2 separate regions of the Homo sapiens genome follow, and region 2 is linked to region 1. A link is a contact called in ENCODE Hi-C or POLR2A ChIA-PET data. All regions are on one chromosome and are shown on one strand. The core of a region is the stretch at or near the end of the contact, and the rest is flanking DNA. Distances in the headings are between cores, read along the strand shown. Region 1 overlaps RPTOR (regulatory associated protein of MTOR complex 1). Region 2 overlaps RPTOR (regulatory associated protein of MTOR complex 1).

Region 1 (7,440 bases), core at 3,701-6,200:
TGTTGAGCATTTTTTCATATGTTTGTTGGCCATTTGTATATCTTCTTCTGATAATTGTCTATTCATGTCCTTAGCCCAATTTTTGATGGGATTTTTTTTTCTTGCTGATTTGTTTGAGTTTGTTGTAGATTTCCGGATATTAGTCTTTTGTCAGTTGTGTAGATTGTTAAGATTTTCTCTCACTCTGTGGGTTGTCTGTTTACTCTGCTGACTGTTCCTTTTGCCGTGCAAAAGGCCTTTAGTTAAATTAAGTCCCAGCTATTTATCTTTGTTTTTATTGCATTTGCTTTTGGGTTCTTGCTCATGAGATCCTTGCCTAAACCAGTCTCTAGAAGGGTTTTTCCAATGTTATCTTCTAGAATTTTTATAGTTTCAGGTCTTAGATTTAAGTCCTTGATCCATCTTGGGTTGATTTTTGTATAAAGTGAGAGATGAGGATCCAGTTTCATTCTCCTACGTGTGACTTGCCAGTTATCCCAGCACCATTTGTTGTAAAGGGTGTCTTTTCCCCACTTTATGATTTTGTTTGCTTTGTTGAAGATCAGTTGGCTGTAAGTATTTGGGTTTATTTCTGAGTTCTCTATTGTGTTCCGTTGGCCTATGTGCCTGTTTTTATACCAGTGCCATGCTGTTTTGGTGACTATGGCCTTATAGTATAGTATGAAATCAGGTAATGTAATTCCTCCAGATTTGTTCTTTTTGCTTAGTCTTGCTTCGGCTATGCAGGCTGTTTTTTGGTTCCATATGAGTTTTAGAATTGTTTTTTCTAATTCTGTGAAGAATGATGGTGGTATTTTGATGGGAATTGCATTGAAATGAGTGGATATTTTTACTGAAATGTCATCTGATCACCAGATGTGGCATGCACCCCTCTCCTTGACTCTTTAGTCCTCCTGGTGTGGTCTGTTTTTCTCCACAGCTTTTTCCCAGTCTTATGTATATTGTCTCTATGTCACCATTAAAATGTGAGTTCCAGGATAACAAGGTCTTTGTTCTATGAACCGCTTTATCATGGGTACCTAAAACCAAGCATCTCAGAACATAGGAAATGGTAATTCAATGTTCACTGCATTCTACGCTAATGTCATAAAAGCAACAGAATGATCCCTAGAGCCAAGTCTTTCTTGGTTGTATTTTCCCCCACTGTGTTATTCCATTAGTTTATCCTTTCATAGGTTTATTTTGCACATCACGTGGCATGCCACCGGAGACAGGCGCGTGTTCTTCCAGATCTAGACAGCCATAAGCTGCACTGTAGAGCATGCAGTCCTGTTGCCGAGTCTTTCAGCCTTCAGATAGGCTCCCTCCATCAAAACGAAGCCTGCAGCATTACAGATGATACACTGTCGGTACACAATGTAAGATTTAAAAACATTTAAACATGCTAGTTTTAACTATACTTTTCTTTTTGTTTAATCACCATTTATTCTGTTGCTGGTTGTTTTCTCAGCCTCAGCAGAAAACTGAGGTTCAGGCCTTAAGCAAAATCCGGGCTCAGATTTTCCCCATGCACCGCCCTCCCTTGCATTCCCCTGTCTGTGTTTCAGGCAATTAGGACTGGCAGCTGTAGCCATTAAGAATTCACGTAGCGGAACGTTTATCGGGAGAAGGATTAATCCACTACTCGAATACTCCCAATTAGCTTTTAGACCCTGTCTGCCTTTTCTTCTTTGCAAAAGGAGAAAGGTTTTTCCCACTTGATACATTTTTTTTCTCTGCTTTTTAGAGTTCCATTGTGACCAGAAGCTATTTCCACCCTTTGCTGTGTACCTAGGCACAAAGCTACAAGGCTTTTCCCTGTGTGTACAGCTCATGGTGCCCTCTCTAGGTAGGATGAGCTTTGCTCCAGGTTACCTGCCTTTCCTTAATTTACTGAACATAAAGTTGGAGTTTTATGTGGTTTTGCATTTTTGGTTTAGGATAATTTTTAATTCTTCGGTGGTCTTCCTGTGGTGTTTACAACCTAACCCCTACCCTCTGCCAAAATCATCCTCAAAGGCCATTTTTGTCTTGCACTATGTTCTACCCTTACCCCTCCGGACATTAAATAGGGACATAAAATGGATCTTATCATGGAGAGCACAGACGGAAAGCAAAGACTGTTTTGTTCTGATTGTTGGTTATAAGTCTAGCTTAAAGCCGAATTGCATGATGATGTATTGTGATAATGTAGGGAAAATATTGGCCCCTTCAGAGAGAGAGAGAGTTGTGCCAGCCCAGCCATGGTGGGCAGGCAAGGTTGGAGGGGGCCTCCTGGAGAAGGCGGTGCTTGCTCGGGCTGAGTCTTACAGAAGAGAACAAAGGCAACAGTTGTCCCTGAGAGGGGACTGGAGGGGATGATCTCAGAGGAAGTAGATGATATAATAAACCAGCATGGTATTCATTGGAAACTACAAGCAGTTCTGTGCTATGGGAGCCTGGAGCCTGAATTGGGTTTCAAAAGAAAGAAGGCCAGAAAGTGTTCCAGGCTAAGGCATAGAGCACCTCGCAGACTCTTAGGGATGTGGGCTTAGATAAATCCTTTTGATGCCGTGTGAAGCCTGGCTCTGGGGAGAAAAGACTGGCTAGAGAAACTCCAGGTAGAAGGCCGTCGTATACAAGAGGCCAGTGGCGGCACCCTGAGTCAGGCTGGTGGGGCGACCCTCAGGACCTTCCTAGGACAGGTGGAGGTTGAGTTAGAGGGAGCAGGTGAGACCTGGACTGTGACCAGGCACCAGAAGCGAGAAGAAGGAGCTTGTGGGCATTTGTTCTCAGGTTGTGAGTAGGCCGGAGGTCCATGAGTATGGGGTCGTGAGAAGTAGGGGCAGACATGCTGCGGGCGGTTCCCAAAATACAGTTTCTAGAGCCGAAGAAGGCCAAGAGAGTGAAATCTGGGGAGCAGAAGAGGATCCTGGCAGGTGATGGGGAGGAGAATTGGGAGAAAATGGCATGGGGGAAGCCGGGAAGGGTACCTGTCAGCCCGGGGGAACAGAGATGGAATTGATATCCATTATTCCAAGGAGTCTGGCCCTTTAGCAAGAAGAGCACTTTATATTCCAAGTGAAGCAGTCCTGTTCAAAATAAGCAGCTCCCCATTTCTGAGAAGATGCTGAGTACATCTTCTGCCAGAGAACTCAGAATGTGAATCAGAATTCTCAGCCCTATTAAAGTGGCATCTTCTCAGGGCTCGTTCCTGTAAAGCCCCTTAAGGGCACAGCCTTCCTTTAAACTCTCAGCCAGGAACTGTGGTCTCATCTGGATTTGCCGCCGCAGCTTTCCCTGGACTAAAGATGGACTTGTGCCACCATTCTCAGAGGAGGGCAAAGGACAGGGGTCAGCAGATTCCTCCTCCTCCTGAAGGGGGTTCTTGAATACATATCATCCAGAAGCAGGGGGTCGTGGCCCCGAAAGGTCAGGAGTGGGGGGAAGCGGTACTTGTGAACAGACAACTCGGGAGTATACATCACCAGTAAACCCCAGTCCCGTAAAATCCGTAAGGCTGCAAGCTTATTGTCATTGGTGGTGGTGTTTTTGGTACTTCCTCTGCCCTTCTTTTATTACAGTTAAATAATTATTCCATGAGCAATTCTAAATAAATATTATTTAATAGGATTTATTGGTTTTTTGTTTTTTTAATTGGGATTGTCATTATCAAATAGATGCCTCTTGTGTTGGTATACAGTTAATTGTTGCTTCTGTTGAAAGATGGATCATGGGCCGGGCACGGTGGCTCACGCCTGTAATCCCAACACTTTGGGAGGCCGAGGCGGGCGGATCACCTGAGGTCAGGAGTTTGAGACCAGCATGGTGAAACCCTGTCTCTATTAAAAATACCAAAAAAAAATTAGCCATGCATAGTGGCGGGCACCTGTAATCCCAGCTACTCAGGAGGCTGAGACAGGAGAATCGCTTGAACTGGGACTTGGAGGTTGCAGTGAGCCGAGACCGTGCCATTGCACTCCAGCCTGGACAACAAGAGAGAAACTGTCTCAAAAAAAAAAAGATGGATCATAAAGCTTTTGAAATACACTATTATCAGAAAAATACGTGATTTTTAAAAAGTGATATTTATGTCAGACCACAATTATCATTTGTTAAAATTGTTACTTTATTCGTCTTGAGAATCTAGCGGTGTCCAAGAAAAAGTTTTATGGTAAACTTGACCTTTCTTTTCTGAGAAATTCTAGCATTTTGTGTTTGCTTACAGTAGTAGAAGGCCATTAACAAAAACTCCATTTCTTTGGGAGAAGTGCTGGAAATGTTTGGAGTATTTCTTTATGAGAGCTTAAACTTTAACAAACAAATGATTTCCTTGATGCCAAGAGATACAAAACCTGAGAGTGCAGCTGCACTGACTTCGCGGGTGCCCTGCATTTAAAACCACGGTCATAGCGCTGCGGTGCCCATGCTTGAGTGCGCCCAGCATCACCTGCAGGCTCACGGAGCCACAGACTGCCAGGCCCTCCCTGAGCCTCTGCTTCTGTGGCCGTGGGTGGGGCCTGACGATTTGGCTTTCTTGGGTGTCCCACAAAATTGCTGCTGCGGCCGCTTCTGCTGCTGTCTGGGTTGTCTGCCTTTGAGAACCCCTGGTATGGACAGTGTGGTGTGAGAGGCAAGCAGGATATTCATCTTATGGTTTGGGGTCACTCTGCTTCTTACGTGTCGGGAGAGACACTTCCCCGACCCCTTGTTTTCCATCTCTAATTTTAGCCGTCTAGGGCAGAAACAGTCCCGGGTAAACACCAAGGCCTCGTGGGAGGCACCTAGGAGGTGAGGAGGGGCTACGTCTGCCGGGTCTCCAAGCAGGAGTGAGAACCAGCTAGACAAGGGGAGGCCTGGGAGTGCGAGGGGGCTCTGGTGACAGGAAGTAGTCCCCTCTGACCCGGTGACACCGTGGGGAGCAGGTGATGTGGTTCCAGTGCTCTGTCATCCTGGGGTCAGTAGGATGAAAGATGTCGTAGCAGCACAGGCAGCACTGTGGAAACTGTTCTCACGACTGTGAGTCATTGAGGCTCCTGGACGCGGCGGAAGTGCAAGCGGGAAAAAGGATGGCAAGTTGAGTAACCTCAGGGGTAAGCAAGGAGGTGTGAGAATCACTCACTTCCTCGGCAGGGCCTGCACGCACCTGGTGCAGGAGCAGCAGAAGCCATGCTGGCTCTTCCTGCTGCGTGTGCATCTGGCCCTGGAAAGAGGCACACCCAGCAGCGGGCTCTCCTGGCTCACCCGGGGCCGTCAGGGCGCTGCAGTTTGCAGGAGCATCCTTTGGGCTCTTACCTCAGTCGGTGGGGCTGGGCAGCTGGGTGTCTCCAGCCCATCATGCTGGAACATGCTGGAAGCTTCCTCAGGGTACTCGGGCTTATTTTGGTAGTCATACACATGAAATGCACTTTGGGGGAGAAGGATGAAATATTTTGGTTAATCCACTGAAAAAATGAATGTTGAGGAACACAGCCAGCTTTCCTGTTATTTATTAATAGGCTTAAGATAGCCAGAAGGACATTTCTGCTAGAAAGTTATTGCCAGCTGAAAAAGAACAAGTCTTCATTATTATCCAATTTGGTATATATATATATATTTCAGGTTTTTATGAAGCTAAGGGCAAAGGTCAGCTGCTTCCTATTCCTTGTGGATTGTGCTGCTGATGGGAACTTCCTTTGACTTCACAAATACAAGGGATTGGAAGTGCATTCTTTGTTATCTCATATGTAAGATGAGGCTTTTAACACGATTTTCTTTTAGTTAATTTTAAAATATTTTATTATAAAATTCATTTTTTTTCAAATGGTGCAGATAAGCATAAAATAAACAATAAAAGTTCTTCCTTTCCTTCCCTCCAAGCCTTTGTGTGGCACGTTCTTGGCATGTTGCAAAGTGCCGTCATCATCATCATCATCATTGAGTTTGGAAGAGGAAATGATAAGTTTTATTTTTCCCTTCTCAAATTTTTGAATTTGAGGTGTCACAGGCAATCAAATGAAAATAACCAACTCTCTGTAGAGGTGGTAGTTGCAGCTGAACATTTTTGGGACTTCAATGTTTAGGCAGTATTTAAAACCAGGGAGTTATATTTGATTGCCTGGGAGAAGATGTGGAATAAGAAGAATGGAATAGGCCCCTGACGATAAGTTTTTAAGGGGAGGGTGGAAGGGAGGGGTCCCAAGCTGGGAAACTTTGGAAGAATGAGCTGAGGCAGCCGGAGACCTGGGGAGAGAGTGTGTGTTTGAGGGGAGACGGCGCATAGATGTCAGGTGGGGCAGGAATGGAAGAGACCATGGGATGCAGCATGTGAAGAGGTGACTATGTGTTCAGTAATTTCTGGAGAGCAGTTAGGATCAAAACTAGGTTTGCATTTTTAAAAAACAATTTGAAATAATTTTAAATGTACACGAGAGTTGCAGAGGCAGCACAGAGAGTTCCTGTGTGTCCTTCATCCAGCTACCCAGTGTCAACCTCTTACATGACCTCAGCACAGCGATCAAATCTAGGAAACATATGTTGTTACAGCACTGCCAACCACACACAGCCTCCTTGGTGCCAGCAGCCTTGCCGCTGTAATCCTCTGTATGTCTTGTGGTCCAGCCCAGGCCCCCACCCACATTGGCTGCCTTGTCCTCTGGTCCTCCCAGCCTGGGATGGTTCCTCAGCTGTTCTTGTCTTTCATGACCATGACATTGTAAGATGCTGCTCAGGTGTTTTGGAGGATGTCCCTCACTTTGGGTTTGTCTGATGTGTTCTCATGATGAGATTGAGGATCAAAGTTTTGGGAAGAATAATGCAGATGGGTTATTCTCAGTGCATCAGGTTTGGGGGTGCGTGGTGTGTGTGATTCTTATTACTGCAGATACCAACCTTGATCACTAGGCTGAAGTGGTGCCTTGTGTGTTTCTCCAATGTGAAGTTGTTATTTTCTTTATAATTCATAAGCATTTGAAGGAGATACTTTGAGAGTATGCAGATATCCTGTTTCTCCTTAAACTGCCATGCCCTAATTCTAACATTCATGTGTAATTACTATCCTGGTGTTCTAATGGTGGTGCTGTACCTCCCTATTTCCTTCCACGTTTAGTAACTGGAATTCTTCTGTATGAAAGAATTGTTGCTTCTCTTGTTGTTTATTTACTTGGTTGTTTGTTTATATCCATATGGAGCCACTAATATTTATTTTACTTCTTGGGTTATAATCCATTATTATTATCATTATTTATTTTGTTACTGAAATTGTTTCAACTTTGACCACTGACACACCTTCTAGCATTTTCTCTACCACAGCCCTGGATCAACCATTTTTCCAAGGATCTTTGGCTTTTTTGAGAGTGGGATTTAGAAACCAAGATGTGGCCTCTTTGTGTGCTCGTTACTACTGGAGCATTAGTGTTACTAGGCCTAGGCCCTCTCCGTGGACTTAGCTAAGTGATGCATTTGTGTGTAGTAAGCTGTAAACACATGCATATTGATTTGCGT
Region 2 (7,440 bases), core at 2,806-5,305, 160 kb after region 1:
GCCTCCTGGGACTAATAAAGACTAATAATGCATGTTTTTGTCCTCACAGAGCTGAAATCTAGCCCGGAAGGTGGAGGGTGGAAATGGCTAACTCAAATGCAGCAGCTTGGGAAGTGCAGTCCAAGTCCCTGCAAAGGGTGGGGAGAGAAGCCTTTGCAGAGGCTGTTGCCCGGGGACAGGGCCCCAGGCGGAGAGGACAAAGGCCCAGCAGGCAGAGGGAGCTCACCACATTCCCAAAGCCGCAAAACAATGAGCTCGGTGTGCCCCAAAGTCTGAGGAGCTGAGGAGAAAGGGGAAGATGAGTTTCTTTGTGCAGAGATGTTTCTCAGTCACCACTGTCACACTGCTGGGTTATTGACACCAGAATGTGAAGAATCTCACTGTCAGTGCCACATGTGGGAGGGCATTGCTTACCATGACTCAGCGTGGCCTCAGGGACAGTGCGTCAGGCCCGGCAGGACAGCACTCGGTCTGTGCTGGGGAAGTCGTGCAGACGTGCAGAGATACAGACATGTGGACCCAAGTCAGCCCCGGACTGAGCAGCGGGTACCCCAGAAGGGATGGGCAGTGGAATAAGGATTACATGTAGGGGCAGAGGACGTCTCAGTCTGTACCTGTCTATAGCATTTTAATGTTTGAGCCTTGATACCTACAAATTTTAGGACAGGTTTGAAAAAGATTGAAAAAGATGGAAAGCATGCCAGTGATTTTGCTATGGACATCAGATGCAGCATTCAGGGCCACTGTAGACGTGGGTATGTCTGGCCTGAGAATAACTAAAGGGCTTTTTTTTTTTTTAGACAGTCTTGCTCTGTCACCAGGCTGGAGTGCAGTGACATGATCTCAGCTCACTGCAACCTCCACCTCCCGGGTTCAAGCGATTTTCCTGCCTCAGCCTCCCAAGTAACTGGGACCACAGGCGCGTGCCACCACGCCCAGCTAATTTTTGTGTTTCTAGTAGAGATGGGGTTTCACCGTGTTAGCCAGGATGGTCTCCGTCTCTTAACCTCATGATCCACCCGCCTCGGCCTCCCAAAGTGCTGGGATTAGAATTAACCATTTACAGAAAATCAATGTGTCTATATTAATATATATATTTATGTTGAAATATCTTGCCTCACTTGGCGAGTGGGGAATACACTGTGCCTGGGGGTGAAGGTCTGAGGCGGAAAGCTTGTCTTGCACTGCTCGGTGGATGTTCTGCTGAAGTCGTGAAGAGCAGTGAGCTCTTGTGACCGGTAAACAGAAATCCCTGCTTCGGTATCATTTCCCCAGGCATTAGCAGTTTTATTGGCACCCACCATTGTGAAAACGCTGCACATATCAACATCTCAGCACAGCCCTCCATCTGCCTGCAGATGACTTCCCCGGTAGCATCCTCACGTTACGGTAACACACCACCGAAGGCTCACTCAGGAGCTGTGTTCTTGTTGGAAACTTTTTTCCTTCCCAGCACCCCGCTCATAACAAGGGCTAAACTCTTCTACCCAGTGGACATGAAACACGGCCCGTATCTCTGTGATTGTCTCTGTGTTCACGTCAGAACGCACGTGGTAGGGTATTTGCGTGAAATCGCGCGTGGTAGGGTGTTCGCGTGAAATGGCTCAGGGCTTGGCTCATCATCCTGCCTCCTTATGCCTTCCCCGTCAGGCACGGTGGTCTGTTAGCCTGGGCGTAATTCTTGTGTTCCTGCTTCTCCATAAAATAATCCTTAAAATCTTTGTTAAGGAGAATAAAGGGAGGGTCTCTTCCCATGGCATCTTTTGCCAGAATATTCAGAGGAAGAAAGCCCGCCCCGGCCTTACGGGTGCACCTTGTAGAAGGCAGGGCCTTGGCCAGGGGCTCCTCCTGGTCTCTGCCCCATTGTCGTGTCTGCTTGCAAACCACATCTTTAGTTGCTGCAACAACAAATACATGCTTGCATCTTCCCACTTTGTGTTTGCTCTTCTTCTCTTCTTCACCTCCCTTTTCCCCATTTAAAAAAATATAAGTTCCTGAAACCTGAGACACAGAAGAATCAAAATTGGCTTCAGTGTGTGGTGAGGGAAGGGGGCTTGCTCAGGAAAAAAAATGTCATGTTCATGCTCTTCCCACCTGCTTTCTACTCTGGCCTTCACATGTCACCACCATAGCTTGATCTGGGAGAAAACAAGCACAGCAAGATGGAGCCTGTTGAGAGGGCGGCTTTGGCAGATTCACGCTGCCGGCACCGTGCTGTTCATCTGAGCCCCGAGTCTCTGCCGGGTCTTCCACCAAGCCCCTCCGCCCAGGATGTGTGTGTCGCCTGCCGGGTCTTCCACCGAGCCCGTGCCACGCAGGGTGTGTGTGTCGCCTGCCGGGTCTTCACACCGAGCCTGTGCCACGCAGGGTGTGTGTGTCGCCTGCCGGGTCTTCCCACCGAGCCCGTGCCGCCCAGGATGTGTGTGTCACCTGCTGGGTCTTCACACCGAGCCCGTGCCACGCAGGGTGTGTGTGTCACCTGCCAGGTCTTCCACCGAGCCCGTGCCGCCCAGGATGTGTGTGTCACCTGCTGGGTCTTCACACCGAGCCCATGCCACGCAGGGTGTGTGTGTCACCTGCCAGGTCTTCCACCGAGCCCGTGCCGCCCAGGATGTGTGTGTCACCTGCTGGGTCTTCACACCGAGCCCGTGCCACGCAGGGTGTGTGTGTCACCTGCCGGGTCTTCCACCGAGCCCGTGCTGCCCAGGATGTGTGTGTCACCTGCCGGGTCTTCCACCGAGCCCGTGCCACGCAGGGTGTGTGTGTCGCCTGCCGTGTCTTCCCACCGAACCCGTGCCACGCAGGGTGTGTGTGTCGCCTGCCGGGTCTTCCACCGAGCCCGTGCCACGCAGGGTGTGTGTGTCGCCTGCCGGGTCTTCACACCGAGCCCGTGCCACGCAGGGTGTGTGTGTCGCCTGCCGGGTCTTCCACCGAGCCCGTGCCACGCAGGGTGTGTGTGTCGCCTGCCGTGTCTTCCCACCGAGCCCGTGCCACGCAGGGTGTGTGTGTCGCCTGCCGTGTCTTCCCACCGAGCCCGTGCCACGCAGGGTGTGTGTGTCGCCTGCCGTGTCTTCCCACCGAGCCCGTGCCACGCAGGGTGTGTGTGTCGCCTGCCGTGTCTTCCCACCGAGCCTGTGCCACGCAGGGTGTGTGTGTCGCCTGCCGGGTCTTCCACCAAGCCCCTCCGCCCAGGATGTGTGTGTCGCCTGCTGGGTCTTCACACCGAGCCCGTGCCACGCAGGGTGTGTGTGTCGCCTGCCGGGTCTTCCACCAAGCCCCTCCACCCAGGATGTGTGTGTCGCCTGCCGGGTCTTCCACCGAGCCCGTGCCACGCAGGGTGTGTGTGTCGCCTGCCGGGTCTTCCACCGAGCCCGTGCCACACAGGGTGTGTGTGTCGCCTGCCGGGTCTTCCACCGAGCCCGTGCCACACAGGGTGTGTGTGTCGCCTGCTGGGTTTTCCACCGAGCCTGTGCCATGCAGGGTGTGTGTGTCGCCTGCCGGGTCTTCCCACCGAGCCCGTGCCACTCAGGGTGTGTGTGTCGCCTGCCGGGTCTTCCACCGAGCCCGTGCCATGCAGGGTGTGTGTGTCGCCTGCTGGGTCTTCCCACCGAGCCCGTGCCGCCCAGGATGTGTGTGTGTCGCCTGCTGGGTCTTCCCACTGAGCCCGTGCCACGCAGGGAGTGTGTGTTGCCTGCTGGCTGCCGTTCTGCGCGTGTGTGGTTTCAAGTCTTGTTTCCTCTTCTGTTTAACGAGGCCCTTGGTCTAAGTGTGCTTGTAATTTGGGCGAGTGAGCAGCAGCCGAGAGAGTCCACCCCAGTCCCCCTAGCCAGCGAAGTGGGAGCTCCCAGGTTCCTGCCTGCGGGGAGGGTGGGGGCGGTTTGAGTTAGTGAAAATGTGTGTATTAAACAGATATGTAAATGACCCCTGCCGAGCGCTGAAAATGAAGGTATGAAAAGGCATCATCATCCGTGGTTCCCACCTGGCATAATGACCGTATCAGAACAGACATCTGGTAGTATACACCACATAGTTGCCAGACTCCGATACCAAGGGCACATCTAAGTTCTCCCACCCTGATTTGCATGCCTCAAATTCAGAATTAGTGAGATTTGAGTCAGTGATGCTTCATTACACTCTCGTGAGACATGTTTGAGGAGCTTCACCGTGAATGTGTGGGCTTCGATTTGACTTGTGGAACCTGTGGTTAAAACAAAGGAAGGTGCCTTCATTCTCAGAACCCAGTGCTTTTTCTGTTGCCCTGGCCCTCTGGGCTGAGTCTTTACGTGGACGGCGGTCGATGCATCTCAGTTTATTTGTCAAAACCTTCAGCTAAAGCCAGTTGTTGCTTGAAAACTGCCTGCTTAATTGGCCTCCTCAGCTCGGGGGAGCAGCTTGCAATCTGAGGCCGGCGCCTGGCTCCCTGACCACCCGCTCCCCATCGTGCTCAGCTCTCATTCCAGCAGCCCAGCCCATAACCCGCCTCATCAGTGTATTGATGTGAGGCAGAAACACCTCATTGTAAGAGCACCCCTGAGAAATGGCGGGGTTAGGGGCTTCTGGGCTGCATAACCAGCAGATTCCCTCTGCAAAACTGCTCCTGCCTCAGTGGGAAAGGGCCAGCTGTGCAGGGCTGCACTGGAGAGCCGTTCTCTTCTTGATCCTCAGGCATCCAGTTCTTAAAATTCCGGCCCTCTGTCCTTGCATGGCCTTCGTCCTCTGGAAAGGAGCATGCTGGGAGCTGGCAGAACGCACGCCTCACTCTGTCGATGCAGTGTCTGTCACTGCTCAGTTTCTAGGTATTGATCCTAGAAACCCATGCTCTGTGGGTCCCTCTCCAAGAAACACAGCATCCATGATTTGTACATCGCACTGCAGTTTCAGACTGCTTTCACATGCGTGGTTTCATCTCTGACTCCACGACCTGAGCACAGATTTTTTTTTTTTGAGACGTAGTCTTGCTCTGTCGCCCAGGCTGGAATGCAGTGGTGCGATCTCAGCTCACTACAGCCTCCGCCTCCCAGGTTCCAGCGATTCTCCTGCCTCAGCCTCCCGAGTAGCTGGGACTACAGGCACGCACCACCACACCCTGCTAATTTTTGTATTTTTTAGTAGAGACAGGATTTCACCATATTGGCCAGGCTGGTCTCGAACTCCTGACCTTGTGACCCGCCTGTCTCAGCCTCCCAAAGTGCTGGGATTATAGGCATGAGCCACCACGCCCAGCTGAGCACAGATTTTTAAAACTTTACCTGGGTCCCTGACTAGTAAGAGGGAGAACCTGGACTTGAAACTTAGTTTTGTTTCAAATCTTGCCCCTTTTCCTCGGGTTTTGGGCAAATACTTCCCGAAGTATTATCGTTACCCCTGAATATCCAAGGCAGGATCATTTTATTCCCTTCCAGAGCCAGCACTTGCAGAAGTGTCCCCAAGTTAGGCAGCCTGGTGTGGCTTCCGGTAACACTGCCAGCCTCAGAGCCGGCCTGTTTCCTCCAGGACGCCCACAGGACCCTCGGAAGCCCCTTCCTCTAGGGGCCCGTCCCTCCTCCTTCCCCAGGCCCCGTCCCCCGCCTTGCCCTCTGAAAGTGGTCTTCAGCACCACCCGATAAGCGGTGACTTCTCATCTTAGAAGCCTGGCTTGGGTCAGGTTCTGCGTTTCGGCTGTGCGCGCCCCGGAGCAGCCCTGCTTGTGTCTCATCATCGATGCCTCAGCTGCAGTGTGCCCCACTGTAACCCCTCCGGGATGAAAACGCAACCCACCTCTTCAGTGGGCAGCCCTCCACTTGGATCCTCGCATCCCTGGCATCATCTCCGTCCTCTGTCCTTGCTGACCCAGCTCCAACCCAGCCTGTCTGACCCGTAGCCCACCTGCCATGTCCTTCCCGGCTGCAGCTCCTGCTGGGCTCTGCAGCCCCTCCTGCCCAACGCCACCTGCCCCCGCCTGCCCTGCTCCTGCTTGCCCTTCCCCTGCCCCTGCCCCCGCCTGCCCTGCCCCCACCTGCCCTGCCCCTTTCTCCTCCCACTCCCACATCCCGGGCCTGGACCTGCCATTTCCTAGCAGCAGGAGTCTTTTCCCTCGATCCCACCCTTCCCCTTCTTCCCTCACTGCCCTGGACAGTTCTGTCTGCTCATCAGCGTAAAGAGGTCTCCAAAAAGTACAAGACCCTCCCTCTCCCCGCTTTCCAAGCACCCTATGGTGCCTCTCGCTGCTCCTTCAGGAACTGTGAGCAGGGCACAAATACCTAGTGCTCAGCACCCAGTAGGCCCTCACGACTGTGCCGAGCCATGGCCGTGTGGCTGTGATTGTGCTGACAGCACACAGTAGGTCCTCACGACTGAGGCGAGTCATGGCCACGTGACTGTGAATGTGTAGACAGGCACAGAATGGCCTGAAGCGTGGGAAGGTCGCCTGCCTGGCAGCAGCTTTAGCACCAGGAAACCTCCCACCTTGGGGCTGCCCCTGAGGGTGAACAAGTGGGGCCAGTGGGAAGCACCTGCTCAAGTGGGACTGTGCACACAAATCACTGGGAATTACTGCCTCACACACGATTGGTTTTCAGCATTTTGTAAGTCCAAGCAAACCCCCAAGAAAAGCTTGAGCGGGACCGGGTCTGCACCAACAGGCTGGTTCTGAGTGAGTGCTGGATGGATGTGCTCCAGTGTGGAGGGCAGAGGGAGGGAGCGGGACCCCTGGAGAGGAGCGGGGTGCAGGCAGGGGCTGCAGGGCACTCCCCAGCAGGTGCCCGGACGTTGTGAAAGAAAACGTCTGGGAGCTGCTTTCCTCTGGGCGTTCGTGGGATCCCTCCCCTTCTTAGCCAAGGAAAGCATGTCTGCAGGCACCGGCTGCAGCTGTTTTTCAAATGAAAACTGGGCTTGAAAGGAGGAAATAATTGAGGTATAAGAAGTCCCTGCCCTTATTCGTTCACGCACCATGAGAAGCTTGTGGCATCTGCGGGACACTGCACTCACTGCCTCTCCTCTGTCTCTTTCTGTCCAGTCGTGCCAAGCGGACCTCGTGAAGGACAACGGCCACAAGTACTTCCTGTCGGTCCTGGCGGACCCCTACATGCCAGTAAGGACGGGGCAGCACGCTCTCCACGGGCTTGGGACTCAGCACTCGCCTCTGCCCACACGCTGCACTGCGGTGGGGCCTTTTGACGGGGGCTACAGGAGAAAGGTCAAGGGTCACAGCAGGGGCCACGTCCACGGGGTCAGCAACTGCTTCACGTTAGACATGGCCCTTTGCTTACTACCATGAGCGCAGCTGTTATTTCGTGTCTGTCTCTAAACAAGAGCTCAGTTAACCCGGACACATGGGTGGTTTTAGTTTATTTTAGTCTCTTTTCACTGGGACTTCTTTGCAAAATAGTCAAATCCACTCTCCCTGCTGTCCGCCGCGTTAGACTAGTGAGCGCCGCACGTCTGTAATATGAGAGTTCAGGC

Evidence for each region. A loop is a pair of places that touch in the nucleus more often than their neighbours do. ChIA-PET counts read pairs that join two places held with the same protein, here RNA polymerase II (POLR2A). Pooled maps may share reads with other maps.
Region 2: a pooled map shows a loop between it and region 1 (9-fold over the local background). The contact joins two enhancer-like sites. A Hi-C loop is called at or near these places in 1 of 168 maps with a recorded cell type or tissue (B cell), 17 of 37 single-sample maps with no recorded cell type and 9 of 50 pooled maps. POLR2A ChIA-PET finds 5 or more read pairs at or near these places in 2 of 52 experiments (H1 and activated CD4-positive, alpha-beta memory T cell).

The regions. Positions count from the first base shown.
Region 1 is chr17:80,716,326-80,723,765 of GRCh38, forward strand. The region is part of intron 4 of RPTOR (regulatory associated protein of MTOR complex 1); the gene reads left to right. Among named protein-coding and RNA genes, the nearest start is that of RPTOR, 180 kb to the left of the region's middle. RefSeq lists an enhancer at 4,483-5,682. Within about 2 kb of position 4,951, at least 6 of the 41 ENCODE cell types and tissues checked have a DNase peak (open chromatin) inside an H3K27ac peak, as active enhancers do.
Region 2 is chr17:80,873,421-80,880,860 of GRCh38, forward strand. It overlaps RPTOR (regulatory associated protein of MTOR complex 1), which reads left to right. Exons shown (of 34, transcript NM_020761.3): 14 at 6,995-7,069. Among named protein-coding and RNA genes, the nearest start is that of CHMP6, 110 kb to the right of the region's middle. RefSeq lists enhancers at 1-816, 3,905-3,954, 5,172-5,771. Within about 2 kb of position 4,056, at least 4 of the 41 ENCODE cell types and tissues checked have a DNase peak (open chromatin) inside an H3K27ac peak, as active enhancers do.